Linked DNA regions of Homo sapiens: regions 1 and 2 are each linked to region 3. A link is a loop called in an ENCODE intact Hi-C map of the cell type or tissue named here. Cell type or tissue: mammary epithelial cell. All regions are shown on one strand.

Region 1 (5,000 bases), 260 kb after region 3:
GGGACCTATGTGCCACAGACCCATGTAGATTCTCCCCACCTACCCATGCTGTCACCCCACAGGAAGACTGCAGAGCTGACTCGGGGACAGGATAAAGTAGAAAGAGACACTTCTCTACTCCCCTTTGGGGGACAGCGATTTGCAATCTACAAAGCACCTACACATCTGTGACCCACTGAATCCTCACAGCAGCCTGGGAGGCATGATTTATTATCCCCATGTTACAGGGGAAACTGGCTCAGAGTGTATGTGTAACTTGCCTGAAGTCACATAGCTGCTAAGAGGCAGGATTTCTAATTCTGCCTTAAGTCCAAAGCCTCCTTCCACTCCCAGCTCCTGTAACAATCCTTCAGCCACTTCTGAAAATGCTCCTTCTAGCGCCGTGGTCTAATTTAAGGCTGGGAGGAACCTTAAAATTATCTAACCCATTGGCTTCCAAAGCCTGGGCCTGGGGGAGCTGTGTAACATTCCAGATACCCAGGCCCTAGTCCAGGGGAATGTGACTCATAGATGTGAAGGGACATCTGGGAATCTGTATTTTTAACCAGCTACCCCAGTGGGGACACTTTCTAGTGCCATCTCATGCCCCTCCCATTTTACAGATGAGGAAACTGAGACTTGAAGAGGGAAAGAGACTTTGTCCGAGGTCACAAAATGGCACAGGAAGGGGCCCTTTGGTTGCCCACCCAGGTGGAACATCCCTCTATCCACTGTTCCTTCTCTCTCTGCAGGCTCCAGGACTCAGCTGCTCCTCGTTGTCCCACCTACTGGTCCCACCTACTTTGCTCTCTCCCAGGCCTGGCTGTGGACCTGGCCCCTCCCAGGTCAGGATCTCTCTAGTCCAAGAACTTGGAGCACTGTTGCCCTCACAGGGAGGACAGTGGGTGACACCCTCACAAACGAGAAAAGGGGCTCAGACTCTGGAACCTCCAAGTCCAATTTCCAACAGTGTGGTTGGGCCGTGGCTCCTGGCACCCACTTGGAGATGCCCACCAGAAGCCCCCTCCCTCCCTCCCTTACTGAGGGTCAGGCTAGCCGAGCCTTCCCCGCCCTGGAGACCTCCCAGCTGGGGCCTGAGGGTGTGATCTTGGCAGAAGAGAAAAACCTCCTCTCCGGTGGTGGCTTCTGTTCAACCCACCCGTGAAGACCTCTGGGCACGTCCTCCTGCCAGGCCTCCTGAGGCTGGCCACTGCTCTCTTTTGCAGCCTCCAGGATCTGAGGGAAACAGCTGGCTCCCCTCCTCACCACACCCCGGCGGCCATTCTCTTGGACCCCTCCCAAGGGTACCACCTAGCCCTGGTCTGTGGACAAAGTCAAAGGGGTACTTCTGTCTGCCTGTCTGCTGTTGGGTCAGTGTGTCTGAGCTTGCCCATAGGGACACCAGCTGGTTGGGAGGGGGCTGGGGGCCCCAACCTGCTGTGCACAGTGCCGGGAAGCGCCAGCCCACATCCTTGAGTCCCCAGCCCCACCCTCCCCGGCTGTGGCTGTGACCACCCCACCCCTTCCCCAGCCCTCCTTCCCCTCCCCCACCCACTGCCTCCCCAGGGGAGCCAGGCTGCCAGCCCCAGCTCTCACTTCCGGCCTCATGACCCTCTCTCCAGCTTGCACACTCCTCCTCCCCCACCATTTCCCTCCCAGCCTGGTTCGAAGGCCCTGGGATGTCCTCAAATGGAAAACACTGCATCAAAGGGGCCATTACTGCTGCTCTGAGACCTTCCCATCACCTCCCTTTTCCTCCAGGGGCCTTATCTCTCAGGATCTGTCCCTCAGGGACTAGTCATCACCTCTGTCCACCTCCTTCCCTTCAGCCGCCTACCTGCCCACACAGTAACACCTGAATATCTTCTTTCAACCTGATCCCAGGCACAATATCATAATACAAATAACAATGATGGCAATAATAATGGCAGCTGTCACTCATTTGGCATCATTTAAATAGAGGCACAGAGAGGTTAAGTTATGCCCTTAAGAACAAACAGCCATCTCATTCAATTAAGCTGGTGTCTGAATTTAGGTTGGGCTTCTGTAAATCAAACTTCTTTGGTGTCCAGAGATTCAGCGCCCTCCCCTGCAGCCTCCTACAACGGTCCTAGTCCCAACCATCAGTTCTAATTTTTGACTTCTAATCTATCCTCCTCTCAGCTTCTAGTCACCACCTCCCACCAACAGCCATCCAACTAGATGCACTACTCTCCCTCGCCACTAGGTGTCCCCTTGGAGCCACTGATGCCCCCAAGGGGAGCTGGCCCTGCCCCGCCCCCTGGGGCCATCAGGGCCCCCCCACAGCACAGCACAGCAGTGCACACCCCACCCCACCCTACCCCCAGCCACACAGAGCTCCTTTGTGCAACCCTCGCCCACCCCCTTCCTCCCTGGAACAGGGCACCTGGCAAGCAGGTCTGCCCCAGAACCGCCCCCTGCCAGCCCCCTGCCCTGGGTGCCAGGTGTGTGGGCGCCACCGCCAGCTCTGGCTGGACCCGAGGGTCACCCTGCCGGCGGCCCTCCCTTCCTCCCTCCGAGGTCACCCAGGGACTAAGCTTCCCGCCCTGCTCCGCCCCCCTCCCCTCCTGCCCTTGGCCCTTCCAGACTCCCGTCCTTGTCTTTCCTTCTGTCTCCCGGAGGACTCCCCTCCTCCAGCCCCACTAGGCCTTCCCTGCAGCCTCTCACCCCCGCCCACCTCCTTCCCCAGAGAGCTCCTTGTTCCACGCCCCCCCGCTCCCCGCCCAGGTCTGAAGAACTCCTCCTCCTGGAAAGTTGCTGCTGGAAAGGAAGTGACTTCAGCAATTTGGCCACAAGGCTGGGCACTGCTGAGCCCAGCTCAGCTCAAGGCTTGCCCAACCCACCTCCAAAGCACAAATGGAGCCACATGTGCACATCACTCCCACTGTGCACCCAGAACCCTGAGCACACACTTAGCCAGTGTACACACAGATCCCCGTGTGCATACACCGTACCATCGCAGTGTATTCAGATCTTGTCTATACACACATCTCTCCAGTGTACACTAGCACCCTTGCACACATGACATCCAGTGTGGCACACACAGTATCCCCACACCTGCCCAGTACACACCCAGAATCCTGCATATTCATACTTCCGGGTACCACATACACAGCCCTTGAACGCTCCCCAGCCCAGTCCACTTACACAACTCTTGTATATTACCCCATGTGCACGGAAGGACAGAGCCTTCCACACACACCTGCTTGCACACAAGCTTGAGTGCCCTGTACATTTACATTCGGATACACACAGCCTCGCATCCTCCCACAGCTGTACCTCCCCACCCTTACAATCCCAGGAGACTCCACCCCCAGACCTCAGGCCCCAGGAATGCTCCTTTGGAAGTAGGGTGGGGTCCCCAGGCAGGCTCAGCTCTAGGGAGCTTCCTGGAGCCGCAGGCTTCATGTGTCAGTTCAGGGAGTTGCCTCTGCAGGGCAGGGCAGCTTCACCTGGCTCTGCAGCTCCTGAGCCTGGGTGGGCTAACCTGGGCCAGGAGTAGGGAGGTGGGTCCTGCCACTGCCCCCGCCCCCTCCCTGTCCTGCAAGGGCACCTTAGCATACCTGGGCTACCCAGGCCCTCCCAGCACCTCACCTTGGCCTCCCAGTTCTCTGCTTCCACAGACTCCGGTAGAGAGGTGTCCTGGGGGGGTCAGCAGCTGCACACATCAGGCACTCTGGTTTCCACCTCTGCCCTGAGTCCTGGTCATTGTCACAACCCCTTTCTCCTCCCAGTTCTCTCAGGTCATCAAGGCGCAGGGAAGAGTCCTCAGGCTAGGAGGTAGGACTCACTGTATATCCATGAGCCTCAGTTCCCCTTTCTGGATAATGGGGAGTTTGAGTAAATGTTGGGTTAATATGTTTTGATTCTGTAAAGAAGCTCTTTTTGACCTAAGCTGGGAGGGGATCCCTGTTGGGACTGGGAGGCAAGTTCCCCTGATCCCCACTTCCTGGGGGTGGCCCAGGCCCAAGCCTGACTTCCCTGCACACTGTTACCTGAGCAGGCTGCGAAGATAGGCTGGGCTCAGCAGGAAAGGCCTGTCTTCATCAGCATCTCCAGGGTGGTCTCTGCAACGGCCTGAGCGTCGCCCCGCACTCGGGGCCCTCTGCACACGCTCAACTGGGTGGGCTCTGGGGTCCAGGCCGATGGGTTGACAATCAGGCAAGCTCCCATCTGTGGAAGCAAACACAGCACCACAGAGATAAGCATGGACACAGGGTAAGCCAGCCAGACAGCAGGGTGCAGGCGGACACTGAGCCAGGAAGCTCTCCTACATGGAGTCCCATCCACCTCCAACCTCATCGCATTATCCCACCTGGGAACTGTGAGACTCTTTTTAAAAAAAAAAATAAGAGAGACAGGGCCTCATCTCGTTTTGTGGCCCAGGTTGGAGTGCAGTGGCATGATCATAGCTCACTGCCTCCTTGAATTCCTGGGCTCAAGTGATCCTCCCACCTCAGCCTCCCGAGTAGCTGGGGCTACAGGTATGCACCACCATGCCTGGCTATTTTTTTTTTAAATTTTTTGTAGGGACAGGGTCTCACCATCTTGCCCAGGCTGGTCTCGAACTCCTGGGCTCAAGCAATCCTCCAGCCTCAGCCTCCCAAAGTGCTGGGATTGCAGGTATGAGCCACTGCACCAGCCAAACCTGTTTCTTGAAACCCCAGGCTCCTACTGAGAAGCAATGTTTTTGCACATCTATGTACACACATGCATATACATGCACATATACTATAGTGGAAGGAACCTGGCCTTTGGGAGTCTGACAGTCCTTGGCTCAACCTTCATAACTGTGTGACTCTGGGCAAGTCAGTTAACTTTTCTGGCTCTCAGTTTTCTCATGTATAAAATAGGAAAAGTGAGATCTTATGAATGGGGAGGAACATCTGGGGAAACTATAATGCAAACAGGTTACTGACAATGCAGATGTGAGAGGTGCTGTTCAGAGTGATGGTGGATGCGAATTTCCACAAGGGTGTATATGCAGCTGGCGTTTACCC
Region 2 (5,000 bases), 260 kb before region 3:
TGCACAGTGGGAGGTGTGGCTGGGTAATGAGATGCAAGCGCACAGTGGCCTGGCGAGCAGCTCCTGCGTTCCTCCCATTGTGTCCCTTTGTTACTACATGTTACATCCTCATTTGGGCATACCAGTGGGCAAGAGACCTTCCTCCACCTGGCCTCTGCCTCGTGTTATCTCCCCACACTCGGCACCCTCTCTGGCTTTTTTTTTTTTGAGACAGTGTCTTTTTTTGAGACACAGGGCAGGGACAAGTCTTTGGTTAATCTTCCATTAATTAATCTATGTATCAGTTACTCACAGATGTTTATTGAGCTCCTATTTTGTATTCTGGAATCCATGTTTTGCTCTGGGGACATGGCAGTGAAGAAAACAGACAAGGTCCCTGCTCTCGGGAAGCCCACAGTCTTGGGTGGGAGACAGACACTTAAGTAAATCAGGCCATATAAACAGTGATAGGGGCTGTGAAGGGCATTAACAGGAACTGAGATGGAATTACAGGAGACTGGCCGGATGCAGTGGCTCACGCTTGTGAGCTGGGATTACAGGGGTCTGCCACCATGCCTGGCTAATTTTTTGTATTTTTACGTTATTTATTTATTTATTTATTTTTGAGACAGAGTCTTGCTTTGTTGCCCAGGCTAGAGTACAGTAGCGCTATCTCAGCTCACTGCAACCTCTGCCTCTCAGGTTCAGTTCAAGTGATTCTCCTGTCTCAGCTTCCCGAGCAGCTGGGATTGCAGGCGCCCGCCACCACGCTCGGCTAATTTTTGTATTTTTAGTAGAGACAGGGTTTCATTGTGTTGGCCAGGCTGGTCTCGAACTCCGACCTCAAGTGATCCACCCACCTTGGTCTCCCAAAGTGCTGGGATTACAGGTGTGAGCCACTGTGCCCAGTCCCAAACCATATTTGAATTAGAGCTGAAGGGCTCCAGGCCCAAATGACTGTTGAGGGGCAGGACCAGCTGCGTCACTGTCACTCTCCTTTCCAGAGAAAAGCTATTCTGGTCCAATTCCTAGCTGCGTGCCTTTGGGAAAACTCTTTCATCTCTCTGTGCCTCAGTTTCTTCATCTGTAAAATTTTTTTTTTTTTTGAGACAGCATCTTGCTCTTGTTGCCAAGGCTGGAGTGCAATGGCGCAATCTTAGCTCACTGCCATCTCCGCCTCCCAAGTTCAAGTGATTCTCCTGCCTCAGCCTCCTGAGTAGCTGGATTACAGGTACCCGCCACCATGACCGGCTAATTTTTTGTATTTTCAGTAGAGACGGGGTTTCACCATGTTGACCAGGCTGGTCTTGAATTGCTGACTACAGGTGATCCTCCTGCCTCAGCCTCCCAAAGTTCTGGGATTACAGGCGTGAGCCACCACATCTGGATTTTTTTTTTGAGACGTAGTCTCGCTCTGTCGCCCATGCTGGAGAGCACTGGCATAATCTTGGCCCACCGCAACCTCCGCCGCCTGGTTCAAGCGATTCTCCTGCCTCAGCCTCCAGAGTAGCCGGGATTACAGGCATCCACCACCACGTTCGGCTAATTTTTGTATTTTTAGTAGAGACGGGATTTCACCATGTTGGCCAGGCTGGTCTCGAACTACTGACCTCAGGTGATCCGCCTGCCTGGGTCTCCCAAAGTGCTGGGATTACAGGTGTGAGCCACTGCGCCCAGCTGTAAAATGATAATAAGCATACCTTAAATATAACTTCCTTTTAAGGCTATTCAAGAAATAAATGTGCTAAGGGCCTGTAAAGGGCTGAGCACAGAGGCTGGCATAGTCAGTGCTCAATAAATGGAAAGGAGAAGATGGAGATGAGGAGGATGGAGGTCCAGAAAGTTGGAGAAGTGTTGGCCTGGTTTCCTCTATCCTGGGACGTCAGGGCTCCCCTCAGCCTTGGCAGTTCCAGGAATGGCCACGAGATGGCGCCTGAATCCCAGTTATGAGGGACTCAGCGGCGCTTCTTAGCAGAGGAAGCTGTTTGCGGGGAAAAAGGGCCAGAGAAGCAGGTAGGCTCCTCAAGCTTGGATGGAGTGGGGCTTGGCACTAGATTTGCTTAAAGTCCAGCCACTTCAGCCTCTCCCTTCGGTTTGTCTCCTAGGGGTTCCCTGTACGTACCCCTTTCCCTCCAGCACTGGAGCCCGAGTCTCCCGCTGAGCAGGCACCTCTCCCTCCACGCCCAGGCTTCTTAAACCAACCCCTCCTCCCCTTGTCATTCATGAACCAGGTAGGAGGACTTAACGGAACACTTCCTGTGGGCCTTGCAGGGTGGGGAGCCAGAGGAAATGACCTGGTTCCTGTTCTTAGCATCCTGGGGGTGGGATAGGAGGTAGGAATAGAAACCAAAAGAGATAAATGGAAAACAGGCAGGATTGGCTTAAGACTTCTCCATCTGTAGGCCGAACCCGTTATCCTCATTTTGCAGATGCAGAAACTGAGGCTCAGAAGCGTTCGGCCACGTGCATGCATTGCCTTTCCCATTGGTGCTCCATCGCCAGTAATGGATAAGTAATAAGTAATAAGGTGAGTTATATCTAAATATATCCATAGACTCATTCAACAGCATCTACAAGAGCGCCGCAGTTCCAGCAAGGATCAGACTTGGCCCCTGCCCTTGGGAGCTGGCAGTCTGGAGGGTGAGGCTGGGTCTGGGGACCCAGAGGATGCAGTTGTTGGTCTCACCTGAACCGGTTGTGGGAGGGAAGGGAGGAAATGTGTGAGAGACTTTGTAGATTTCTTATGCGCAAAGGACCTGCTCCAGGATAACTTTCAAAGAGGCAATATCATGACTCCCATACAAATTAAAATGAACATGTGTCAAAGATTTTCTTTGACTTATTAATTGACATGGAATCAGCAAGATGTTAAAATAAGTTCAACTGAGAATTTGACTTACGGGTATTTATATTCTCTACTGGACAAAATTCCTTTGCACGGTTATGAGCAGGAATCATTTGCTTTGTGATCTGTTTTCCTCAGATTGCCTCTATCCCTACAGAGCTATAAAGCCAATCAAAGACAATCAAAAGCACACAAGCACACACCCCTAAAGAATCAGATCATCACTAGAGGGTCACAGCCAACACCCGGCACTCCTCTGAAAGGAACACACCCAGAAATCTCTTGCCTTTTCCCAGGCTTTGATATATTTTCTTGGCCGACTCCTGGAAGGATCAGGATGAATCAGGTAGCAGCCATTGCTGAGCAGGCAGGCCATCTTAGAGCTTGGTCCTCCTCTTTGCAAAATCTTCCCCATTCAGGCGGTAACTTCTAGCTGCAGCCAGGGTCAGTAACCGCCAGCAGGTGGCGCTGAGGCAAAAATCTCAGCCGCACGTGGGGAATTCTTTGACCCTTGCGGCCCCGCAGGAGTCAGGTTTCCTGACTTCAGGATTTCACGGGACCCTTTCTCCCCACCCCCTCCCCACCTTCTTCTTCTCCTCCTTCTCCTTATCCTTCTTCTCCTCCTCCTTCCTTCTTTTTTTTTTTGGTTGTTGTTGTTTAGTTTTTTGAGACGTGGTCTCGCTATGTTGCCCAAGCTGGTCTTGAACCCCTGGGCTCAAGTGATTCACCCGCCTCGGCCTCCCAAAGTGCAGGGATCACAGGCGTGAGTCACCGCGCCGGGCCATTCCCCCTCTTTTGGGTCAAGTTTTCTCATGATCACAGGGCTGCTTCCAAGTGAGCTCATCTCCAGCCATAAATTCAGCCATTCACTGATTCAATCAATCTTTGATTTGACAAAGTGTCCAGGCCCCAAGTCGTATTCCTGAGGCTCTCCAGGAATTCTTTGTGTCCAAGAAGCAGCCCTTGTCTCTGCTTGTCCGGCTTTGCTGCTCCCAGAAGGAGCAAGGCCTCACTCACCTTTGAGGATGAATTCTGCCATCTCAGGGCCCCATCCCATGCTGCCCCCCCCCCCACCCCTGCCCTGCCTTTGGGTGTATCCACACCCCCCTGGAAACCTGGAAAAGGCACCTCAGCAGAGGATGAATAAAAAGCTTTACTTCTTTCTCTCCTTTCAAGCTCTCATTCCTCCCCCCCCTTTTTTTTCTTGAGACAAAATCTTATTCCGTCACCCAGGCTGGAGTGCAGGGGTGCGATCTCGGCTCACTGCAACCTCTGCCTCCTGGATGCAAGTGATTCTCATGCCTCAGCCTCCCGAGTAGCTGGAATTACAGGTGCACACCACCACGCCCAGCTAATTTTTGTATTTTTAGTAGAGACGGAGTTTCACCATGCTGGCCAGGCTGGTCTCGAACTCCTGACCTCAGGTGATACGCCTGCCTCAGCCTCCCAATGTGCTGGGATTACAGGTGTGAGCCACCGCTTCCGGCTTCATTCCCATTTTACAGGTGAGAAAGTGGCTACTGCTCCTCTGGGTCTGTCCTGGTCGTCGGGGAAGGCTGTATCTCTTTGCTATACTCGGCTTTACTCAGGCCAGAGGATGGCTGAAGAGCTGTCCCCAGGCCTCACTGTTTCCCTGGCCTTCCCATAAACTCACATTCATGGAGGACTGCAGCATAAGAAGCACCTCCTATGCGCTTCCCAAGGGCCTGGAAAGTTCTCCAGAATGTAGTGGGAATAACTACAAGCACAGTCCCATCCCAACTCAGCAGGCAAGGAGTGCTGGGGTGACCACAGCTCCCTCCTCAGCTGAGACCCTGCCCTGGGGTAGGGGCAGCAGGCCAAGGGGAAGGAGGTGGGCAGGCAGGGTGTGCAGGCCATCATGGTAGTGAGGTCTGCACCGGGGCCAGGGCACACATCTGTCCCACTGGGTGCTGGCTGGGCAGTGTTTCCCTGGCTCCTTGGCTCTTCCCTGTATGCTGGGTGCACAATTGTGGGGCATCAGGGAGAAAACCTTCCTCTTCTAGGTTAGGGTCTCTGCCCTCTGCCCCGTGACTGTGACAGCAGCAGGAAAGAAGTCACCACAGTGCTCCTGCGTCTCAGGGATTCCCTAAAAGGAGAATCAGAGAAAAGAGTAGGAGTCCTTGGGAAGCAGATCCTGAGCAGAAAGGTCCCTGGT
Region 3 (5,000 bases):
CTGGCTATGGGTCACGCTAGGGTATGGTGGCTGGTAATAAAGAAGTAGACCATATCTGAAAGAACTCCTCATCTTTGGAGACCATCAGGGCCCCCAGCCCTACTGCCTGCAGCACCAGCAGGCAAGCAGACATGCAGACCCCGCCCCCCCATCCCCCAGCCAGGGCCAGGACTAGAGATGGATAGAGCTGGGCCCACAGCCATTTCTGCTCCGTCTGGCATCCGTCGGCTCTGCCCAGACAGACAGGCCAGCTGGTGTGCCATCGTCTGGCTGCAACTCGGCAGGCCAGAGAGGGAAACTTAAGAAACCCACCCAAGTCAGCAGGATGGTAATGCTAGGTGGGGGTGGGGAAGATGCTGTCCCCCGGCCTTAGCTAAGGCATCAGGAGTTGGCCAAGGGCTCAGGTGGTAGCCAAACCCAGGAGATGACTGTTTTGGATGAATCGTGAGTTGATTCACCTCTCTGTCCAACAAACAGTTGGGTAGAACTCAGTGGTCCTCATCCAGGCTGTAGGCTAAGAGCTCAGCTTCACTCCTGCATTCTTGCTAAGAGAGGTTGGTGATTTCCTAATCCATATGTGCCCTCAGCATGTTCTCTGAGCTCCTACTATGTGCTAGGTACTAGGAACACAAAGTTCTATCACTCTGAGTTCCTGTGCTCCAGAGGAGCCTCTCCAGACAGTGGGTAAAGTGGTGGACATAGTTCAGCATTAAAGAGATAGGAAGCAGTGAGTCTTGTGAATGGTCAGGTAAAGGGCTGTGGGCATCAAGAAAAGTTGGGTCGCTTTAGCTGGGGAGCAGGGAAGCATCAGAAAGACATGGCGTCTGAATGGGCTTTAAGTGTAGGCAGGCTTAGACAGGAGATGAAGGAGAGGAGGGGCCTGTGGGGGAAGGACATTCCAGGGAGATGAAATGGTGTGAACAAAGGCATGGGGGTGGGGGACTGACTGAAGAGCTTGTTTGCAGAACAGCAAATCCATTTGGCTGGAGCAGAGGGTTCGGAAAGGGACTGGCAGGAGATGAGTCTGTGAGGTAGCCTGGGGCCGGCCTAGGGAGAGCTTGGAATGCAGAGCGGTGACGTTGGCCTCGATTCAGTGCATGATGGGCAGCTACTGGAGAGTTCTGAGCAGGAGAGGGATGTGCCGAGGGCTGTCCTTTCAGGGAGATTGATCTGGCAGTGAGTCTAGGAAGGGTGAGCCCTGGGGCCAGCCTGCTCTCTACCCCCATCCCCACATGCCTGCCAGTGACCCCTAGAATGTCACATTCTGTCCTGGGCCAGTCTCCCCAGGGCTGCCATCTGCTCCTGGATGCAGTGGGAGCTGTCACCCTCTGGCTCCTGGCTGGTCTCTGGTCTGGCTCTCCCCAGGAGCTCAGAGGGGCACCTTGCAGGCAGTAATTGGGTTTCCAAACAGTGCCTGCTCCTTCGTCAGAGCCACTCATCCTGACGCAGGCCACGCCATTGAAGCAGCTCTGTTTCCTGCCTGCCCCCACATGGGCTGAGCTGCTGGTTCCTGGTCTGAGCGTGGCTGTTCCGAGGACTGGGTGCTCCCTCTGAGTGCTGCAGAAGGAGGCTCAGGAAGAACCTTCCCATGTCAGGCCTGCCTTAGCCATGCCGGATTGTTGTGAGCTGTGCCCTTGGAGAAGGGGCCATTAACTCTAAGGGGTGCCTCTTACTGCTGCTTGGCACAGTTGGGTCCTAGGCCTACTCCAGCCCAGCTGAAAAAAAAAAATGGCTTCTGAAGAAGCAGTTCCTGTGGCCTGTCTGGCTCTCCAGACAAGAGGCAAGGACAGGTCTGTGGGTGCTGGGGGAGTATGCTTCCTATATTCTGGCACAGGGTGGGAAAAGGAGGGGCTTCTCTGACCTCCTTTCACTTCCTCTTTCCCCGCTTCCCCATCAAAAGCACTCCCACTTCCCTTCATCCATGCTTCAGGAGGTTGGAGAAGTGAGTGGGGACGATTTGGAGCTCCTGGTGTGCACAACCCCCCTTACCATCAGCTTCCAGAGAGCTGACTCTGCCAGACTGTCAGGCCCCATCCTCCAGCCCCAGGAGGTAGAGGCCACAGCTGCTGTGGATCAGTCAGCCAGGACAGGGGGGGGTCTGGCTGAGGGCTTGCTGCCTGCTGGTCAGACCCTGCGTCCCCAGCCTGACACTTCTGGCTTCCCCAGACCACAGAACTGTCCTTGAGGGCCCCCTGCCTTGGATGTGGCTTTGAAGGCCAGCCGGGGGTGATTTGAGAAGGTGGATGGGGGAAGAGAGAAGGAGGGCTTGGGGAGCCTGTGGTGGGCAAGATGCCAGGCCTTCTGCTGCAGAGCTGCGGGTGCCTGGGGTGAGCCAGTGTGCAGTTGCACTCTGTGCCCAGCAGAGGGCAGCCTGACACCAGCTTTTGCCACCCTCAAGACCTCAGGGTTTCCTGGCTTGCTCCTTAACCATACTCTGTCTCCTGATGGGGGAGGCCTGGGCTGAGCCAGGATTCTCTTCGTCCTCAAGTCCCCTTGCCATGAGATCTGTCAGTGGTGGGCTGGGGTGGCCACAGGAAGCAGAGGAGACTGAATGGGGACCCCTTGCTTGCCACGTGGCTCCACCTCCAAGCCGCTCTTCCCTGCCTTCCCAGGGATGGTGACCACTATGATGCCCTGAGGGACTGCCTCAAGGCCATCTCCCTAAACCCATGCCACCTGAAGGCACACTTTCGCCTGGCCCGCTGCCTCTTTGAGCTCAAGTATGTGGCTGAAGCCCTGGAGTGCCTGGACGACTTCAAAGGGAAATTTCCGGAGCAGGCCCACAGCAGCGCTTGTGATGCATTGGGCCGCGACATCACAGCTGCCCTCTTCTCTAAAAATGATGGTGGTGAGTGGGCACTGAGGAGGGGGTGCTGTTACTCTTTCTCTTTGAGATGCTGCATGACATTCTGGAGAGGTCATGGTTCTGGGATTGGAGAGGCCTGGGTTCAGATGTTGATTCAGAAACCATGCAACTTTGGGGCAGTTACTTGGTGTCTCTCTCAGAGTGTTTCCTGGTCTGAAAAGGAGGCATGCCAGCACCTCCCACTGAGCGTTTCTATTGAGGATCAGCATGTTTAAATGGCATGTTTAAAGCACCTGGGGGAGTGCCTGGTGCCCAGGATAGGAGGAAGCTGAGCTCAGTCAGGCTCCCGCTAGGCATTCACACCTGCTTAGACAGGGCCCTGGTGGTTCCACTTGGGCATCTGAGAGGCAGAAGCTGGTCATTGTGTTTGTTCCGAGTGTACAAGTGCAGCAGAGACAATAGCGCAGAGCAGTAGAAATGCCTCAGGCTTGGAATGTGGGGCCTCGGTTCCAAATGCAGCTCCACCACCTGACTGTGTGGCCTTGAAGAAAGCACAGCCTCTCTACCTACCTGCACAAAGAGCACGAAGCCCTGCCCAGCTCCCCTCAGTGTGCTGGAGAATGAACTGGGCCATCGGAGTGTGGTCTGTAAACGTGAACGGTGAGCTCATAGGAGGCAGACATGGATCTTCACCTCTCTCCTTTGCAGTTTACCAACCACGTGATAAATTAATTTGTTTAATGAATAGTTATCAGACACCTGCCATGTGCCAGGCACTGTGCTGGGTCCTGGGAATAGAGCTGTGACTAAGTCACGTGGAATTTCTGTGTTTATGGCATTTACAGTCTAGTGAAGGAACCAAGTGATAAAGGAGAAACAAAAAAGTATGACAAGTGCCATGGGGACCTGAATGGTGTGCATGCTGGGAGGGGGTGGGCTTGATGGCATTCTGGGGTTCTTCAGGAAGAAACATTTAAACTAAGATCTAAAGGATCCAAAGGAAGCATTAACTAGATACAAAATATAGCTGTGTGGCCTAGCGCGGTGGCTCACGCTTATAATCCCAGCACTTTGGGAGGCTGATGTGGGAAAATAGCTTGAGCCCAGGAGTTCAATATCAGCTAGGACAACATAGCAAGATCCCATCTCAACAAAAGAAAAATTAAAAAAAATTAGCCAGGGGTGGTGGCACACACCTGTAGTCCCAGCTCCTCGGGCAGCTGAGGCAGGAGGATCACTTGAGCCCAGGAGGTCAAGGCTACAGTGAGCCATGATCACACCACTGCACTCCAGCCTGGGTGACAGAGCAAAATCCTGTCTCAAACAACAACAACAACAAAATGTAGCTGTGGGAGATGCAGAGCTCCTGGCATATGAACCAGCATGCTCCAAGGCCCTGAAGCAGGTATGAGTGAGTCACTTTTAAGGAACTGAGAAAACTTGTGTGACTTTACCTGTCACTTAACTGATCAGTGACTCTCATTTGGGACCCTAATAACTTGTCTTCCAGAGGGTAAGGGCATGGTCCTTACTGCCCTAAGTGCCATGAATCTGTTTATAAAAGTCACCCAGGCTGGGCTCGGTGGCTCATGCCTGTAATCCCAGCACTTTGGGAGGCCAAGGCAGGTGGATCACCTGAGGTCAGGAGTTTGAGACCAGCCTGGCCAATGTGGCGAAACCCCGTCTCTACTAAAAATACAAAAATTAGCTGGGCGTGGTGGCACGTGCCTGGTAGTCCCAGTTACTCAGGAGGCTGAGGCAGGAGAATCGCTTGAACCTTGGAGGTGGAGGTTGCAGTGAGCCGAGATCACGCCACTGCACTCCAGCCTGCGTGACCATCTCAAAAAAAAAAAAAAAAGTCATCCATTCTCTCTTTGCTAGTGCCTCACTCTACCCTCCCCTGCCTCTTACCTCCACAGAAACAGACTTTGAGTCTCTGCATCTTTGGGGCTTTCAGGCCCTCATTTAGGGACCTGAACCAGGGCCCTCCTGGCATCAAAGGTCTCCTCTTGAACATCCTCAGGGGCTAGATCCAAAGATGCATCTTCCTCACAACCTTTCCCCAGTTTTCCAGGATAAGGGTGGAGGCAGGTAGCTCTATGTTGTCAGACTTTGGACTGAAAACAGAGCCATAGGTGGGGGAAAATAGGGAAGGAGAGAAAGGAACAAGGCGCTTACCTTTTCTGGATCTCTG

The links. Hi-C counts contacts between places; a loop is a spot of excess contacts. Peaks named below come from ENCODE experiments on the same cell type or tissue, not always from the same donor. Only the 100,000 strongest peaks of a DNase experiment are listed, where the experiment ranks them.
Region 1: a loop joins it to region 3, with 10 times the contacts of the local background. A loop is called at or near these places in 3 of 110 quality-filtered maps.
Region 2: a loop joins it to region 3, with 5 times the contacts of the local background. A loop is called at or near these places in 67 of 110 quality-filtered maps.

The regions. Positions count from the first base shown.
Region 1 is chr1:27,554,711-27,559,710 of GRCh38, forward strand. It overlaps AHDC1 (AT-hook DNA binding motif containing 1), which reads right to left. Exons shown (of 9, transcript NM_001371928.1): 4 at 3,996-4,173; 5 at 3,595-3,820. Among named protein-coding and RNA genes, the nearest start is that of AHDC1, 47 kb to the right of the region's middle. RefSeq lists enhancers at 705-1,260, 2,772-2,861. In mammary epithelial cell, CTCF peaks have their summits at 2,195 (motif pointing right) and 3,435; DNase peaks (open chromatin) are centred at 2,246, 2,741 and 3,341; H3K4me3 peaks cover 331 bases; H3K27ac peaks cover 1,416 bases.
Region 2 is chr1:27,042,810-27,047,809 of GRCh38, forward strand. LOC101928391 (a long non-coding RNA gene) reads left to right here. Exons shown (of 8, transcript XR_007065559.1): 4 at 2,085-2,210; 5 at 2,409-2,506. Among named protein-coding and RNA genes, the nearest start is that of TENT5B, 32 kb to the left of the region's middle. RefSeq lists enhancers at 1-17, 3,495-3,995. In mammary epithelial cell, CTCF peaks have their summits at 1,896 (motif pointing right) and 3,289 (motif pointing right); DNase peaks (open chromatin) are centred at 1,922 and 3,602.
Region 3 is chr1:27,298,614-27,303,613 of GRCh38, forward strand. WDTC1 (WD and tetratricopeptide repeats 1) reads left to right here. Exons shown (of 16, transcript NM_001276252.2): 13 at 2,613-2,848. Among named protein-coding and RNA genes, the nearest start is that of TMEM222, 21 kb to the right of the region's middle. RefSeq lists enhancers at 709-1,222, 2,045-2,104, 2,250-2,762, 2,763-3,276. In mammary epithelial cell, a CTCF peak has its summit at 2,357 (motif pointing right); DNase peaks (open chromatin) are centred at 988 and 2,368; H3K27ac peaks cover 1,644 bases.